2 separate regions of the Mus musculus genome follow, and region 2 is linked to region 1. A link is a loop called in an ENCODE intact Hi-C map of the cell type or tissue named here. Cell type or tissue: heart. All regions are shown on one strand.

Evidence for each region. A loop is a pair of places that touch in the nucleus more often than their neighbours do. Peaks named below come from ENCODE experiments on the same cell type or tissue, not always from the same donor. Only the 100,000 strongest peaks of a DNase experiment are listed, where the experiment ranks them.
Region 2: a loop joins it to region 1, with 6 times the contacts of the local background. A loop is called at or near these places in 15 of 42 quality-filtered maps.

Annotation. Positions count from the first base shown.
Region 1 is chr9:65,279,006-65,287,005 of GRCm38, forward strand. Cilp (cartilage intermediate layer protein, nucleotide pyrophosphohydrolase) reads left to right here. Exons shown (of 10, transcript NM_173385.3): 10 at 1-1,609. The coding sequence ends at 1,372. Among named protein-coding and RNA genes, the nearest start is that of Clpx, 11 kb to the right of the region's middle. In heart, CTCF peaks have their summits at 2,938 (motif pointing right) and 4,486 (motif pointing left); a DNase peak (open chromatin) is centred at 2,656.
Region 2 is chr9:65,192,088-65,200,087 of GRCm38, forward strand. It overlaps Gm40527 (a long non-coding RNA gene), which reads left to right and starts at 1,145. Exons shown (of 3, transcript XR_870869.2): 1 at 1,145-3,388. Gm25313 (a small nuclear RNA gene) reads right to left here and starts at 4,600; the gene lies at 4,485-4,600. In heart, no CTCF peak of the experiment used is centred here; DNase peaks (open chromatin) are centred at 3,714, 4,215, 4,854 and 7,007; H3K4me3 peaks cover 625 bases; H3K27ac peaks cover 4,123 bases.

The sequences.
Region 1 (8,000 bases):
CCGATTTGACAGTGTCATCACAGGGCCCAATGGGGCCTGCCTGCCTGCCTTCTGTGATGATCAGTCCCCCGATGCTTACTCTGTCTATGTCTTGGCAAGCCTTTCTGGAGAAGAACTAGAGGCAGTTGAGTCTTCTCCTAAATTCAACCCAAATGCAATCGGTGTCCCTCAGCCTTACCTCAACAAACTTAAATACCGTCGGACAGACCATGAGGATCCACGGGTTAAAAAGACGGCTTTCCAAATCAGTATGGCCAAACCAAGGCCCAACTCAGCTGAGGAGAGCAATGGGCCTATCTATGCCTTTGAGAACCTTCGGGCGTGTGAGGAGGCACCCCCCAGTGCAGCTCACTTCCGGTTCTATCAGATCGAGGGGGATCGCTATGACTATAACACAGTTCCTTTCAATGAAGATGACCCTATGAGCTGGACTGAAGACTACCTGGCATGGTGGCCCAAGCCAATGGAGTTCAGGGCCTGCTATATCAAGGTTAAGATTGTGGGGCCACTGGAGGTGAATGTACGATCCCGTAACATGGGAGGCACCCACCGGCAGACTGTGGGGAAGCTCTATGGGATCCGGGATGTGAAGAGTACTCGGGACAGAGACCAACCTAATGTCTCATCTGCCTGCCTGGAGTTCAAGTGCAGTGGAATGCTGTATGACCAAGACCGTGTAGACCGCACATTAGTAAAGGTTATCCCCCAGGGCAGCTGCCATCGAGCTAGTGTTAACTCTATGTTGCACGAGTACCTGGTCAACCACCTTCCCCTGGCAGTCAACAATGACACCAGCGAGTATACTATGCTGGCACCCCTGGACCCTCTGGGCCACAATTACGGTATCTATACTGTTACTGATCAGGACCCTCGTACAGCTAAGGAGATTGCGCTCGGCCGGTGCTTTGATGGCACTTCCGATGGCTCCTCCAGAATCATGAAGAGCAATGTGGGAGTTGCCCTGACCTTTAACTGTGCAGAAAGGCAGGTAGGCCGCCAGAGTGCCTTCCAGTACCTCCAAAGCACACCGGCCAGGTCCCCAGCTACAGGCACTGTCCAAGGAAGAGTACCAGCCATGAGGCAACAACGGGCAAGCAGGGGTGGCCTACGCCGGCGTGGAAGCATGGGCCCCTCTGAGATTTTCTGGTGTTGCTCAACAACCTCTGAGCAACTAAGTCTTGTGGTTCTTAGTCCTTTCTGTCCATCTCATGTGACAGCTGTCGTGAGACTGATGCACAGACTGTCACTTGTTAATTTAAACATATCTGGTTTGGTGCAGTTTGTTTCTTTGTGCCTTTACTTACTGTCTCTGCCTCATGATGCTGATTGCCACAGGGCCCCCACGATGACAAAACAAAGATTCTCCTCTTAAAAAGAAACAAAAGGAATTGGTAAACGTCTGCAGCTTTGGCTGAAAACACACATCTTATTGTATGGTTTTGCCAGCCTTTACACTAATGATAATCTAATACTGAGGCTCAAGTGAACAACAATAAAACATTTTTCTTGGCCATGTTCCACAAGATGTAAGCAAAGTCTCTGTCACAGTCCATATATATATAAATGGTGGTGAATAAGGAAATAAACAATGTTTTTATGTGAAATGCAATTAACATTTATTTCTTTGGGGAATTTGGAACTCTGGTGTCCATGCAGTTTTGTCTTGAGGAAGGGTTTCTCTGTGTAGCCCTGGCTATTCTGGAACTTGCTTTATAGAGCAGACTGTCTGCCTCTGCTTCCAGAGTGCTGGGATCAAAGGTGACATCTCACCAAAGATTCTTTGTTTTTAACATGTGTGTGTGTGTGTGTATGTGTGAATTTATTTTCATCACATGTATGCAGGTGTCCAAGGTCAGAGGGCATCAGATCAGAACCCCTGGACCTGGAACTGGAGCCAGAGGTGGTTTTAAGCCATCTGATGTGGGTTCTGGGAGCAGAACCAGGCTCTTCTGCAAGGCCATAAGTGCTCTTATTGCTGAGCCCTCTCTCCAGCCTCTAAAAATACTGTTATCCCGGCAATTCTAGGAAGAATATCTCCTAGTAACCACGATTTCTTTGGGCTGTTAATTGTGTATTTTTCTCTTTTGAGATAGGGTTTCTAGTAGTGAAGTCTGGTCTCAAGCTTATTATAAAGGTTAGGATTACCTTGAACTCCTGGTATTTCTGCCTTCATCTCCCAAGTGCTGGAATTAGGGGCATACACCACTGCACCTAGCTTGACGTAGTGCTGGGGATCAAACCCAGGACTTTGTGAATGCCAGGCAAGCCCTCCCCAAACTTAGCTCCATCCCCCAGTCCTGAATGTGTGTTCCTTTATATTTGATTTGTTCTTGCTAGCAGCCCAGCAAAGCCAGAGCTTTGATAAACGCGCATCCTGTGCTTTGACTCTGAGGCCACCATGCAATCCTTCAGCCTTTAAATTACACCAGATGCTCCGAGCACAGGGGCTGTAGAAAATGGGACCAAGGTGGTACAAGGTCCAGTGTCCCAACATTACAGAGCTGGGCAGCTCCATCTGTTACGTTTGTTCCCTTAGCTCACATTTTCCATTTTCAGAGAAAAGCAGAGATTCCTGGAGTTATGAGTCTGTTCTGGGCTCCTGAGCAAGGCTTAAAATATGTCCCAGTTTTTGTCTCTTTTTTCCAGCATGAAGGAGATTATACAATAGCTGGCCTAGGATTCTGGCCAAGTGGTCCTCTGGCTTCTCCCAATTCTGTTGTCTCCTCTAGCTGGTCTGGCTGACCTTGCTCTAAATGACAGACGTTCTCTTTCTTTGCTTTCAAGCCTTCTACAGACACCCTGTTTTTCTAGACTGCAGGCCTCTGCTGTGGGTAACACCTGCCCCTGGAGTGAAACAACTGGTCTTCAGGGACAGGATTTAGTTTTGGTTTAAAGGGTTTAAAATAGTAAACCAAGGGCCAGTAGGTGGTGTCAGAGCAACCCTGGAGCATCAACAGATGGCAGGGGAGGGAGAGAGCGGGCTAGCACACTAGTCTATACTGGATCTCAGCATTTGGGAGGAAGCTGGAGAATCAGGAACTCAAGAGCAGCCTAAGCTTCGAAGTAAGTTCGAGGCTAGCGTGAGCACATAAGCTCCTGCTTGAAAAATCAAAACCAACCAACCAGGAGATGGGAAGCACAGTTGGGATGAGATGGTTTTCTTTCTTTTTCTACCAACTACTCCAAAACTGTCAGGAAACAGGTCACGGAGGGCTGGAGGAAGATAGGGCACCATTTAGTATCAGAACAAAAATCCATGTTCCCCTGGTCAGTCTGAGCACCTTTGGCCATCATTGTGCTGTGTTGGATTTGCTTTCTCGGGTCAGCATCTGCCTAGCTCCTGTGGGTGCAGTTTATAATCAAGTAGAAATGTCTCTGGCATGCACAAGGTCCCAGGTTCCTTCCCAACACAACCAAACAAACAAGCAAGCACAGAACAGCCACTGGCTCGTGGCTTGATCCTCTCCACTGTGGAGTCTGCTTATTTTCTGGACCAAATAAACGTTCACCTCAGCAAAGCCCTGAGTTTTTATTCTCAGCCAGTGCTGTGCTGGCTAACCGCTCAGTACTGAGTGACTCTTACCAGGATATATATGTGGCATAGCAGTAGGAAAAGGTACAGACGGGAAGCTACCTAGAGGGGACAAGAACAGAATCTATGGGGCTTTAGAGAACTTTAGAGACAACACCCCATTTTATGCAGTGCTGGGGAATCAAACCCAGAGCTCAGTGCATATTAGGCACCATACCATGAGAGTTACACCCCAGCCCTTGTCTCTGAGCCATTTTGACTTGGCTTTCATATATAGTAAAAGGATGAATCTCACTTCATTCTTTTGCATGTGGTTATCTTGCAGACCTGGCACCATTTGGTGAAAAACTCCTTATTGAAGGGTCTTGGCAGCTCTGATGAAAATCAATGGGCCTTAAACAACCTTATCTATGAACTTACCAGTCTATTCCTTTGCTTTATCTGTCTACTACAATCCTGCTGGCCTTCTGCAGTTTTGAAAGAAGGAAACTAGGAATCCTCCAACTTTGTTTTTAGTTATTTGGAATGCTTCATTTTGGTCCTCATGTGTGAAAACATTTTTTTTCCTTCTCACTCCAGTCCCAACTTGAAAACATTTCCACCCAATATCTGTGCCCTTTAAATTTTTCAAAAAACCTGGGCAGTGATGGCACAGGCCTTTAATCCCAGCACTCAGGTAGCAGAGGCAGGCAGATTTTTGTGAGTTTGAGGTCAGCCTGGTCTACAACATAGTTCCAGGATAGCCAGAGGTACACAAAGAAACTCTGTCTTGAAAAACCAAAAACAAACAAGCAACGCCCCCCCCCCCCAAAAAAAAACCCAAAAATCAAACAAATGTTTCCTGGAACTATCTCCAAAATTTGTGATACTGGTGTTCCACTGGGTTAACTCCAAGAACTACTTCCTCTCACACAGACTGGAGGGAAGAGTGGTAAATTAGTGCCACCTACTGACCATCTCTCTAAAAACAGCAGGACGATAGAGCCCCCTGTCTCACTTTCTGAGGTTACCTTCAGCCCAAAGCACTCACTGCCACTGGAGGGTGGAGAGTGCTTCATCTCCTTCATCTCTGACACAAAGGATGGACATGACCCTGGTGGGAAAAAGCCTTAAGAGAGATCTTAGAAAAACGCAGGCTGGTATCATCAAAGTGGAGACACAGCTTACTTCAAATAAGCATTCCATAGTTCTAGCAATAGAAAATAGATTCTTGGGACTGGAGAGGTGGTTCAGTTGTTAAAAGCACTGACTGCTCTTCCTGAGGTCTTGAGTTCAATTCTCAGCAACCACATGGTGGCTCACAACCATCTGTAATGGGATCTGATGCCCTCTTCTGGTGTGTCTGAAGAGAGTGACAGTATACTCATAAAATAAATAAATCTTTTTTTTTTTTAAAGAAGAAGAAGAAGAAAAGAAAATAGATTCCTGGGGCTAGAAAGTTGGCTGAGCAGTTAAGAGAACTGACTGCTCTTCCTGAGGACCTGGGTTCAATATCCAGCACTCACATGGCAGCTCTTTGTAATTCCTGTTCTAGGAATCTGACACTGTCATACAGACATACATGCAGGCAAAACACCAATACACATACCATAAAACGAAATAAAAATTCTTAGAAAACAGGTTCCTGAGGTGGGGATGTAGCTCAGTTGGTAGAGTGAAGCCCTTGTTTCTTAGCATCAAGAAAAGCAGGCACAGTAGCTGTTGCCTGTAATGTCAGTACTGGGGAGGTCGAGGCAAGAAGATCAGAAGTTCAAGGTCATCTCCCACTGTACAGAAAGTTTGAGACTAATTTGTGCTACCTGGGGCCCCGTCTTAAATAAATAAAATTTCTTCTGAGTCCTAGTCTAGAGTATTTATCAAATAACTTTGGGGCAGGGGCTTAAGTGTATTTAAACCAATACCTGCGTGCCTCTTCTCTTGATATGGGAGCTTGCTTTGTGGTCCTGGCTGACTTTAGACTTTCAGTCCTTTTGTCTCTGTTTACCCAGTAGTGGGATTACAGGGGTGTGTGCATGTGTGTGTGTCACTATATTCCAAGTGTGTATAGGTATCTTTAGAGGTCAGAATAGGGTGTCTGATCTCCTGGAGCTGGAGTTAGAGTAGGCAGCTGCAAGCTGACTGACTGGATGCTAGGAACTGAACCTGGGTCTTCGGAACTAATGGGAATCACTCTTAATCACGGAATCACACCCCCAGAGGGTGATTTTCAGAGGAGACTGGCAGGTCACTTTCTACATCCACTCCAGTAGTGACAAGCACGACAGGCCCCGAAAACCTGAGCTCTGTCCCGAGGCGAAAAGTTCATGGAAACTTAGTCTCCTGGAATCGTGGCATCCTGTATAACGAATGCTCCAATGTCTTTGCTTTAGTTGGATCTGCGTGCTTTCCCTTAATATTGCTTTATTACAAGTGCTCCTAAGGATTGATATTTTGACATATAGCTAAATTAGATTCTACGCAGTCCTTGATCCGACCTTGGGCATGGATAGCTAAGTCACTGCCCTACACAGAAATTTACCATTATCTAGGAAGAAGGAAGTTTGTGACCTAAAAAGGAACCAGAGTAGATATTTAGAACTATAGATAGCTGAGTTATACCCATACACAAGTATTTACAATGGCCTAGGGGGAAGGTAGACTATACAAGAGACTAGAGTAGGAACTTTGGCAAGGGCAGGAACCCCCCCCACCCCCCACCCCCCGCTTCTAAGATTAAGTGGACCTTAGGTGGAGCTGTTTTTTTTGGTTTGGTTTGGTTTGTTTGTTTGTTTTTAAAGAATCATTTATTTATGTATATGAGCACACTGTAGCTGTCTCCAGACACACCAGAAGAAGGCATCAGATCTCATTGCGGATGGTTGTGAGCCACCATGTGGTTGCTGGGATTTGAACTCAGGACCTCTGGGAAAACAATCAGTGCTCTCAACCGCTGAGCCATCTCTCCAGCCCCTGTTTGTTTGTTTTTTTGTTTTTTCCTTGAGACAGGGTTTCTCTGTATAGCCCTGGCTGTCCTGGAACTCACTTTGTAGACCAGGCTGGCCTCGAACTCAGAAATCCTCCTGCCTCTGCCTCCCAAGTGCTGGGATTAAAGGCGTGCGCCACCACGCCCAGCTGGAGCTGTTTTTGATGCCAGTTGTTAACATTGAATTTTTATCCCACTTGGTTCCTGCCAGTCCTTCTGTGTTTGCATTCCTCTGTTTTGTGTAAGAATCCAGTAACCTCTTTGTACCTTGCCAGTGTGTCACCCAACTTCCCTACTTCCTATAAAAAGTTTGATGCTCGATTTGACAAATTACATTCAGATCGACACTCCCTAGTGTTGAGTCTGTCAATTCCTGCCAACTCCTTGTCCACCTGCAACCAGAGACTCGTTCCATGCAGAAAGGGACCAAAGAGGGTCTGCTGCAGTCACTGTCTTAATGAAACAGCAGTTTTAACCCTTGAAGTGACATATTTCTGGGTAAGGGGTGGAGATTCTGCAAACCCTAAAAGTTCACTCTATCATTTGAAGAGGGAAATTCAGAAGAAATGGGGAACTCACACGGGAGACTTACGTCTGAGCCGAGGGTCTAAAAGGCTTGGCCAGTCAAATTCAGGTGCTGCCAACTGCAACATATAGATGTGAAACCATTCTCGTTTTCCAGGTATATGTGTGGTGTGGTGTGCATGTGTGTGCATGTTTATATAGGTATAGATGCACAAGTAGCACCCCCCCCCAATTGGCATCATGAGTCTTCCTCAGTTACTTTTAGCTTTGTTCATCGAGGCAGGGATCCTATTTGAACCCAGAGCTTTTTGATAAGACCCGTCTGGCTAGACAATTTTAACTGTCTTGTTTTCTTGAGACATAACCTCATTCATATCCCAGGCTATCCTGAGGTATATCCCAGTATGTAGCCCAGGTTGGCTTCCGAATGATGGAAGTGCTTCCACCTCAGTCTCTCAAGTGCTTTGATTACAGGCAGGAACCAGTACACCTGGCTGTAAAGGTTTTTAAACTTGTAAAGTTCTGTATGATGGTGCCTCACATCACCTACAGATGCAAATTCTTATCTTTGTGTATATATGTTCACAAGTTTCAGCCTATGCATGCATGCAGGCACACTGGTGTGTTTGTGAAGGCCAGAGGCTGACTTGAGATGTCTCCCACACTAACTCTGCCACCTTGCTTTTTTCTACAGGAGCTCTAATTGAACCTGGAGGTTCACTTAGGAACTTTGGGCAGTGGAGATGGCTCACTATAACCAGTTTTAATATTAAAAAACGGGCTGTGGCTGCTGTGCCTGTAGTACCAGTGCTGGGGGTGGGAGAGGCCAGAGACAGAAGGATTGCTAGGCCATGAGCCCAGCTCCCAGGCTCAATGATAGAGGCTGTTTCAAGGGAATATGGAGAATAGTAAAGACTCCCAATATTCTCCTCTGGTTTCTGCATATGTGTGTGTGTGTGTGTGTGCATGTGCATATGTCAT
Region 2 (8,000 bases), 87 kb before region 1:
TTTCCAACTAACCTCTTTCTTTGAACCCAAAAGGGTCAAGGTTAATTATATAATAAAACACACTGTGCCCAGCTGCCCTTCTGAGGGCACAGAGAGTCCCCACTCCCTTTCTGAGCCAGAAGAGGTGGATCGGGTTTCTGATTCCTTCCCCCCTCAATTCATTTCCTTCATCAGAGCCCATTAAGAAGAAGAAGGGCGGGGGCGGGAATGACCTCTCATTTCCTCCCCGAGAGATAAATTTTAATTTGCTGAAAACAACAAAGGGATGTGAGCCATGTGTTTACACCCCTTCAGCTGGAAAACCTTGCTGGGCACCCCTGTCCAGGAGCTGGCAAAGAGTTGGGTGGGGTAGCCAAGGTTTACAGACTCCTGAGCCTGGAGTCTTTATCTCCTATGAAGTGGAATAATGTCCCCCAGAGGGACCCTGCTGGTGCTGTGTTACCACAACCAAGACTCCACTAAGGCTGACACGATGGTGAACTAACCAGCCACATGCACACCCAGTCCTCAGTGGCCATTGAGATGGGCATCATGGCATGACCGTTGGTTGATGGTCCCCCCCACCCCCACCCCTGTGCCTCACTTGCCAGCCAGCCCAGCCTACATGGTGAGTTCCAGACCAGTGAGAGACTCGTCTCTAGATAAACAAGCAGACAAACAAATAAATGGTGAATAAACAAATAAAATAAATGTCGGGCACAGTGGTAAACACCATTAATTCCAGCAGCCTGGAGGCAGAGGCAGGTAGATCTCTGTGAGTTCAAAGCTAATTTACATAGCAAATTGAACCTTGCTGGTGGCTGGAGGAGACTTTGAGGTAGTGGTGGTGGTGGGGTGTTGGAGGGGTGATCTGATCTAAATGCATTGTGTATATCTATGAAATTCTCAAAGAATCTATTTTAAAAGTAAATAATTTTAAAAAAAAATTAAGGCTGGTGAGGTGGCCCGGAGTGTAAAAGCACCACCTGCATTCAACCCCTTAGAACCCACAGTGCACTTCGGGACAAGCGCACTCTCACGCATACAAGTAATAAGGATTCTTTGGTTTTTCGAGACAGGGTTTCTCTGAATAGCCCTGGCTGTCCTGGAACTCACTTTGTAGACCAGGATGACCTCGAACTCAGAAATCCGCCTGCCTCTGCCTCCCGAGTGCTGGAATTAAAGGCGTGCGCCACCACGCCTAGCTTAAAATGCTACATTTTATATCTGCCAAGTTCTTAAAATGCCCACGACTGGGGAAGGGTTACTAGAAAGTGAGGGCTTTAGGAGGCGGAGCCTAGAGAAAGGAAGTTGCATCTCAGGGGCGTGTCTCTGAGAAAACTTCCGGTCTCTGCAGGCTGGCCTACTTAGGGTTTCGGTACAGCGCATTCCTGCTATCCTGAGTTCTCTCTCCTGTCTGAGTTCATGCAGTGACCCAATGACCTTAGACCCCTGAGCCAGAAGCCCTCTCACCATCACTGCCCAGAAAGTTGAAAAAGAATGAGGCTCTTTTTCTTCCCATCGTTTAAAAGCAAAAACATTTCAGAAGGAGGCCAGCCTTGGAACGCCTGGCAACACGATCCGAGAGAGGCATGCCCGGGCTCTGAGGGAGAGAGACAAACGACAGACATGCAGCTAACTGGATGGAAAGTTGGATTTGATTCTCTCTTAGGTGTGCAGCCCAGAGAGGAGTCCCAAGCTTTCCCATGTAACTGATGTGGGGATGAAGTATGGGTGGTTGGGACCACTCAAGGACCAGCATCCCTCCTAAAGCCCCAAATCTGGAGATTTCCCACCGCAAAGCACCTGATCTAAATGAAAATGGCACCTCTGGAGACCCACTAAACCCGGAAGTTGCCTGCATCTGAGGACGGTCCTACCGTGGCCAAGGCGTCAGCCCCTGGGGACAGAGGCCCAGCATCTGAGGAAGGGATGTAGATTCCAGAAGATGGCCGCAGATTGTCCACTCCCCCCCCCCCCAAGTCAACCAAGGTCACCCTGCCGCGGATATACTGTGCTGTCTGTCGCCTCCTTGGCTTCCTTGGGGAATTGGGCCAGGCACAAGAAGTCCAGACACGTGGGGCCATCAACAGTGTCTTGGAGGAAGAATACGGAGACCCTTCTGGACAAGGGGAAGAACTTGAAGACTAGTGACTGAGCCATGCTCACGTTTGCTAGTAGCTGGCTCCAACATACCCTCTTGGATATGCCCTCGTGGACTGGAATCCTGGCAGGGGTGGGGGGCACAGCGGAGTAAAGAACGTCTTTCATGGCAAAAGAATATTTCCTTCTTAAAAGGACTAAAGGCTGTCCTGTGAATACTCTGGAAGCTGAGGCAGGAGGATGGATCCAGGTCAGACTTAATACATATTACAACCTTTTCACACACACACAAAGAGAAAGAGAGAGAGAGAGAGAGAGAGAGAGAGAGAGAGAGAGAGAGAGCGCTAGCTGACTGCTTTACCATTAGGAGACAGAGAGAGAGAGAGAGAGAGAGAGAGAGAGAGAGAGAGCGCTAGCTGACTGCTTTACCATTAGGAAGCCACCAGTAAAGAAAACACAATTATTCCCAGTCTATAGGTGAGAACACTGAGGCCTCTCAAGGTTATGAGACTAGGCAGCAGGCTGTGGCACTTGTTAACAGGTCCTCAGTTTTGTCCAGTGGGCTCCCTCTGTGCTTATTCTAGCAATGGATATGAGGAGGTTTTAGATGAAGTATGTCTCTATGGGCCATCTTTGAAAAGCAGGACCTGATGGATTCATTACTGTTAGCTAATTATAATCCTTTATATCCTGTGTCTTTAGTCATCCCCATGGTGTCTTCATTAGTGATCCCTGGTCCAAAGTGCAATCAAAACTCTCCCTTCAGCTGGTACGAGGTCTGCCATCTCGGAGAGTGGTCCTGGTGTGGATGTGCCTTCCCACTGACTAGGGTCAGGGGTTTGGGACATAAAGAGCTCAGAAGCCTGCTACATCCTCTTTGATGTGTCACATGTGGACAACCCTAGTGGCAGCTTGTCTTATTTTAAGTTAGAGACCCAGGATCACCAGCCAAAGGCTTATTTTCTCTTTCTGGAGGCTTCACCAACCTGAAGGGATGAAGAGATGGGCAGGAATTAGCTCCTTCCAATGGGAATTAACCACAGGGAAACAGTCTTTGGGACTCTGACACAATGGGTGAGCTCAGGACCCATTCCATTCCGATCTGAGATGTGTGTGTTTCCGGTCCTTTCTGGAACATTCTGTGTTTGCCTCCCTCAAGGCCTGACACCCACACCTCTGCCCTAACAAGGCCTTCATGACTCTTGGGCAGACTGCTCCCACCACCCTCCACAAAGCGCTTGCCTGCTAGCATGCATGAGACTGCCGTTAAGCTGAAGTCAAGCATGCCCAGCAGTTCCACTCCTAGGTATGTATGTGAACATACATGTGAATGTAAGTGACTGCATGGATGTGAGTGTGTGCATAAGCGCACGTGTGTGTAAGTGCCTGCATGTTATTTACAGAAATGTTATGCAGGTGTGTTTACATGGCTCTGTGACAGCTTGCATATGAGGATGCATGTGTGAGTGTTTGCATGGAAGTGCACTGTGTGAGCCTGCTTATGAATGTTGTGTGGGCGCGTGCCAGCATCTGCCGCCCGTCAGGCTTGGATTGACCTTGCAGTATGGTTCTGTCTCTGCTATTTTCGTCACCACAGGAAGCCTGTCTGAGTCAGGCCCCACAGGATGGACAGCCTTGTAGTCACTAAAGGCCAGGGCGGTTCTTACAGACCGAGTGCACTTTGGTTCTGCCACTCTCTGATCTCTACTTCCTGGAGCTCAGCACTTAACTTCATGAAATGTCAGAGCCTAGGGCACAGCGGGTGGGAGTGTCAGACTATCTGATTCACCTGACAAATAGGGGAGACCAGGCCCTAGTCAGGTTCCTGCTGTTTAAACACTCAGGACTGCAGAGACTGCACAATATTTAGCTCCCAGCTAGCTGAGAACAGCATCTCCCCAAATCTTTTCTCTCCCTGCCACAACAACCTGGAGTCTTTTGTCAGCCTCAAAGTCAAGTCCGAAACATTGGCTTCCCTGGGACCTTCAGCCCTAGCCCTCAGGCTGGAAAAGGGGGTCCACCAGAGGAAACACTGCAATATGATCCGGCTATACCCCTCTCCATCATCACGGAGTCTTTCATTGGGTCTGACTTAGCCCCTCTCTTCAAGAGAATGTTGGTCTGGTGCTGAGCAGAATTTTAACTGTGGCTAATGGTAAGCTTGTTTTTGATCAAAGTCCATGTATGCCCTGAAGCTTGCTATATAGACCAGGATGGGCTTAAAATCTACATGCCTTCTCCTCACAGTTTTTTCCCCTTAAAACACACACAAGCACACACACAAGCTGTCTACCAGAGCTCTATTTCAACGCTTGGCTGTGTAGGTCACTTAAAGCAGTGAGTAGATATACAAACTATCAGTAATGCACAGTAGTAGTTCTGTTGTTAGACATTCTAAATATAGCCTTGCCGAAACAAGGCCTCAAAAAATTGGTTTAAGACTCAGAGTTGTTCCTCTCCACGGAAATCTTTAGTAAAAGGCGAAAGATTTATACGATCTGAAGAGAAACCAGAGTATGCTTACCAGTACTGTAACTCACAGCTCGGGTAAGAACAACTCCTAGCACAGTGATGGTGTCCACTTGACTCGCAACTATTCTAGCTAAACAGAACCACTCTTTTTGTTTTATAAATTTAATCTAACTTTCACGGAGATATTCTCAGAGCAACACATTAATTTTTCGATATGTTTTTGTATTGTGCGCAGTGTTCTGTGGGTATGCAAATAATATGGCGGCCCCGCCCTGCGGACACGGGCGGGGGCGGTGCCTCCACGCAGTGTCCGGCTGGGCCACCAGAGGGCGACGCCCAGAACTGGCTGGTAGTTCAAGTCTGAGAATCAGATTTTTATAGTCTGTGTTTCTGTACATCTATGTTTTATTAACTTAAAATCTACATTTGTTTTATTTTTACTCTTGTGATGCTGGGGATTGGAAGTAGAGCCTCACACGTATTAGACAAGCACTCTACAACGAGCTATATTCCCAACCCTAATTACTGCAATAAATTTGAACAAGAGCATACCATTCAACTGTGAGGTCACTAAATCCCGGCTCTTGCTTTAGTGAGAGCGAGAGGTGGGTTTAAACAGTGTACCACTTTCCTGTTTCCTGGATTGCACGGCGAGCATCTGAGTAGCTTGTGGGTGTAGTGGATTTAAGTCGTGTGCTCAGCGCTTCACTTTGCTTTCTTATCTGTCATTTAAGAGTCTGTGACCACGCTGGCTTTAAAATTGGAGCTTGCGGGCTAGTGAGATGGCTCAGCAGGTAAGAGCACCCGACTGTTCTTCCAAAGGTCCTGAGTTCAAATCCCAGCAACCACATGGTGGTTCACAACCATCTGTAATGAGGTCTGACGCCCTCATCTGGTGTGTCTGAAGACAGCTACAGTGTACTTACATATAATAAATAAATAAATCTTAAAAAAAAAAATTGGAGCTTGCAGCCAGGCATATAGTGCATGCCTTTAGTCCCAGAAGTTGGAAGGTAGAGGCAGGCAGATCTCTGTGAATTTGAGGCCTGGCTACAGCCTGGTCTACATAGTGGATTCCAGAACAGCTGTGCAGACCCTGTCTCGAATGAATAAATGAATAAATGAATAAATGAATGAATGAATGAATAAATAAATAAATAATACAATTGTAGCTTGAACACTAGTTCCGGTTTCCTGTTGACCACATTACTGCTGTGGACAAGACCTTGTGGGTCTTTGACCCTGAACTTTTAAGACTCCCTGTCCTTTCCCTGGTGGTTTTCAGTGGCGCCCAGGACCTGCCCACCCTGACCCTGTGCTTTTTGTGTATTGGTGACTCCGGTTGGCCTCAAACTCCTCCTGCTTTTGCCTCAGTCTCAAATACTGGGATCACAGACACACACCACCACACCCAGTGCTGGCCACCTCTCCTCAGTCGCAATGAGGTGAGTCAGCAGTTCTCGCCTCCAGTAGCAGGTCTTGGACCTTTTAGTTTGGAACAGCTGTAACAAAAAAGTGACAGCCATGTCCCCTTGTGACTGCGGGGCCCTTGAAACCTTAGTGCATCTGGGAAAAGAGTGCTGTTGAGAGACAGGCTCTTACGCTGCATCTGAGGCACACTCAGCTCCTGAACTATTTTTTAAGCATTTCGTTTTTTGTTTGTTTTTGTTTGTTTTCTTCTCTCTCTGGCCCTGCTCACTCTAGCCCAAAGATTTATTTACTTATCATATGTAAGTACACTCTAGCTGTCTTCAGACACACTCAGAAGAGTGCATCAGATCCCATTACAGATGGTTGTGAGCTACCATGTGGTTGCTGGGATTTGAACTCAGGACCTTCGGAAGAGCAATCTCTCCAGCCCAGCTTTTTTTCTTCTTCTTCTTTTAATTTTATTTATTGTTGGTTTGGTTTGGTTTGGTTTTGAGACAGGGTTTCTCTGTGTAGCCCTGGCTGTCCTGGAACTCACTCTGTAGACCAGGCTGACCTTGAACTCAGAGATCTATCTGCCTCTGCCTTAGGACAGCTGGGATTAAAAGCATGCGCCCCCACCGCCCAGCTTGTTTATTTTTATTTTATGTGTATGACTGACTATTTGTGTGCAGAGGCCTGAAGAAGGCGTCAGATCTCTTGGGACTGGAGTTAGAGACAGTTTTGAACCAGCATATAGGGACCAGGAACAGAATCCATGTAGGGCAGTGAATACTCCTAACCACTGAACCATCGTCTCTAACTTCAGCTCTGAGACTTCTTATTATGGTATTTTAATTTATTACCTTTAAATGGCTAGCATGGCTAATGGTTACAGTGTCGGATAGTGTTGACTCAGCCATGTTTGCGACTTGGTTTTTTACTTCAGAAAGGGGCTGGGATGTTGGGTTTTCCCTCACGGGAAGAGGAGGCGGAGCCGAGACACTCCTTCTGGAATTAGGTTTGAGGAGTACTAGTAAGGGACGCTGAGATTTCTTTTGAGCTAAGACCTTTGGGAGGAGACAAACAGCTTGCGCCAAGTGTGGTGGTACAGGCCATTAATTGCAGCACTCGGGAGGCAGAGGCAGGTGAGTCTGAGGCCAGCCTGGTCTACAGATCCAGTTCCAGGTCAGCTAAGGCTACACAGAGAAACTGTTTTGAAAAACTGAAAACAAAACACATGGATGGCACTCTGAGACATCCCCCTCCACACACACACACACACACACACACACACACACACACACACACACACACACACACTCACTCACTCACTAGGTAGTGATGGAAAGATGGTGCATACCTTTAATTCTGGCACTTGAGAGAAAGAGGCAGGTGGGTCTCTGAGTTCCAGGACAGCCAGAGCTACGCAGAAAAACACTGTCTCAAAACAAATTAAAACAGACAAACAAACAAACAAACAAACTGTAATTGATCTCCCCTTCCCCTTTCTCTCTATACGTGTGTCTCACTGTGCTTGCATGTGTAGACCCCACAAGGTCAATTCAGAAGACAGTGCCAAACTGTCTGCCAGATCAGGGCTGAACCTGGGTCCTCTGCAAGAACAGTTAGTGCTCTTAACTGCTGAGCCACCGCTCTAGCACCCTGTCCTCTTTAACGTTTTTCCAGATATTATTGTGAGTGGAGTGCACATGCCGTGGTGTACATGTGGAAGTCAGAGGTCAACTGTGGGAGTCAGTTCTTTTCTTTTACTGTGTGCGTTCCAGGGATCGAACTCAGGTCACAAGGCTTGACAGCAAGTGCTTTTGACGTTATCTAGGGGTGCAGGAACGGGTTCATGTTCTCTGATTAAAGAAAGACAGGAAAGAAATGTCATCTTAGTCTTGGGGCATCCATCAGGGAACTTGATGTCTCCTCTTGGGATTTTCAGTCTCATTAATAATAGAATTTAAGAAGGGACACAAACAGAAGCTCCGGGCAAAAAGTGCCAGGGCAGACAGGCAAGCTGTAAAACTTGC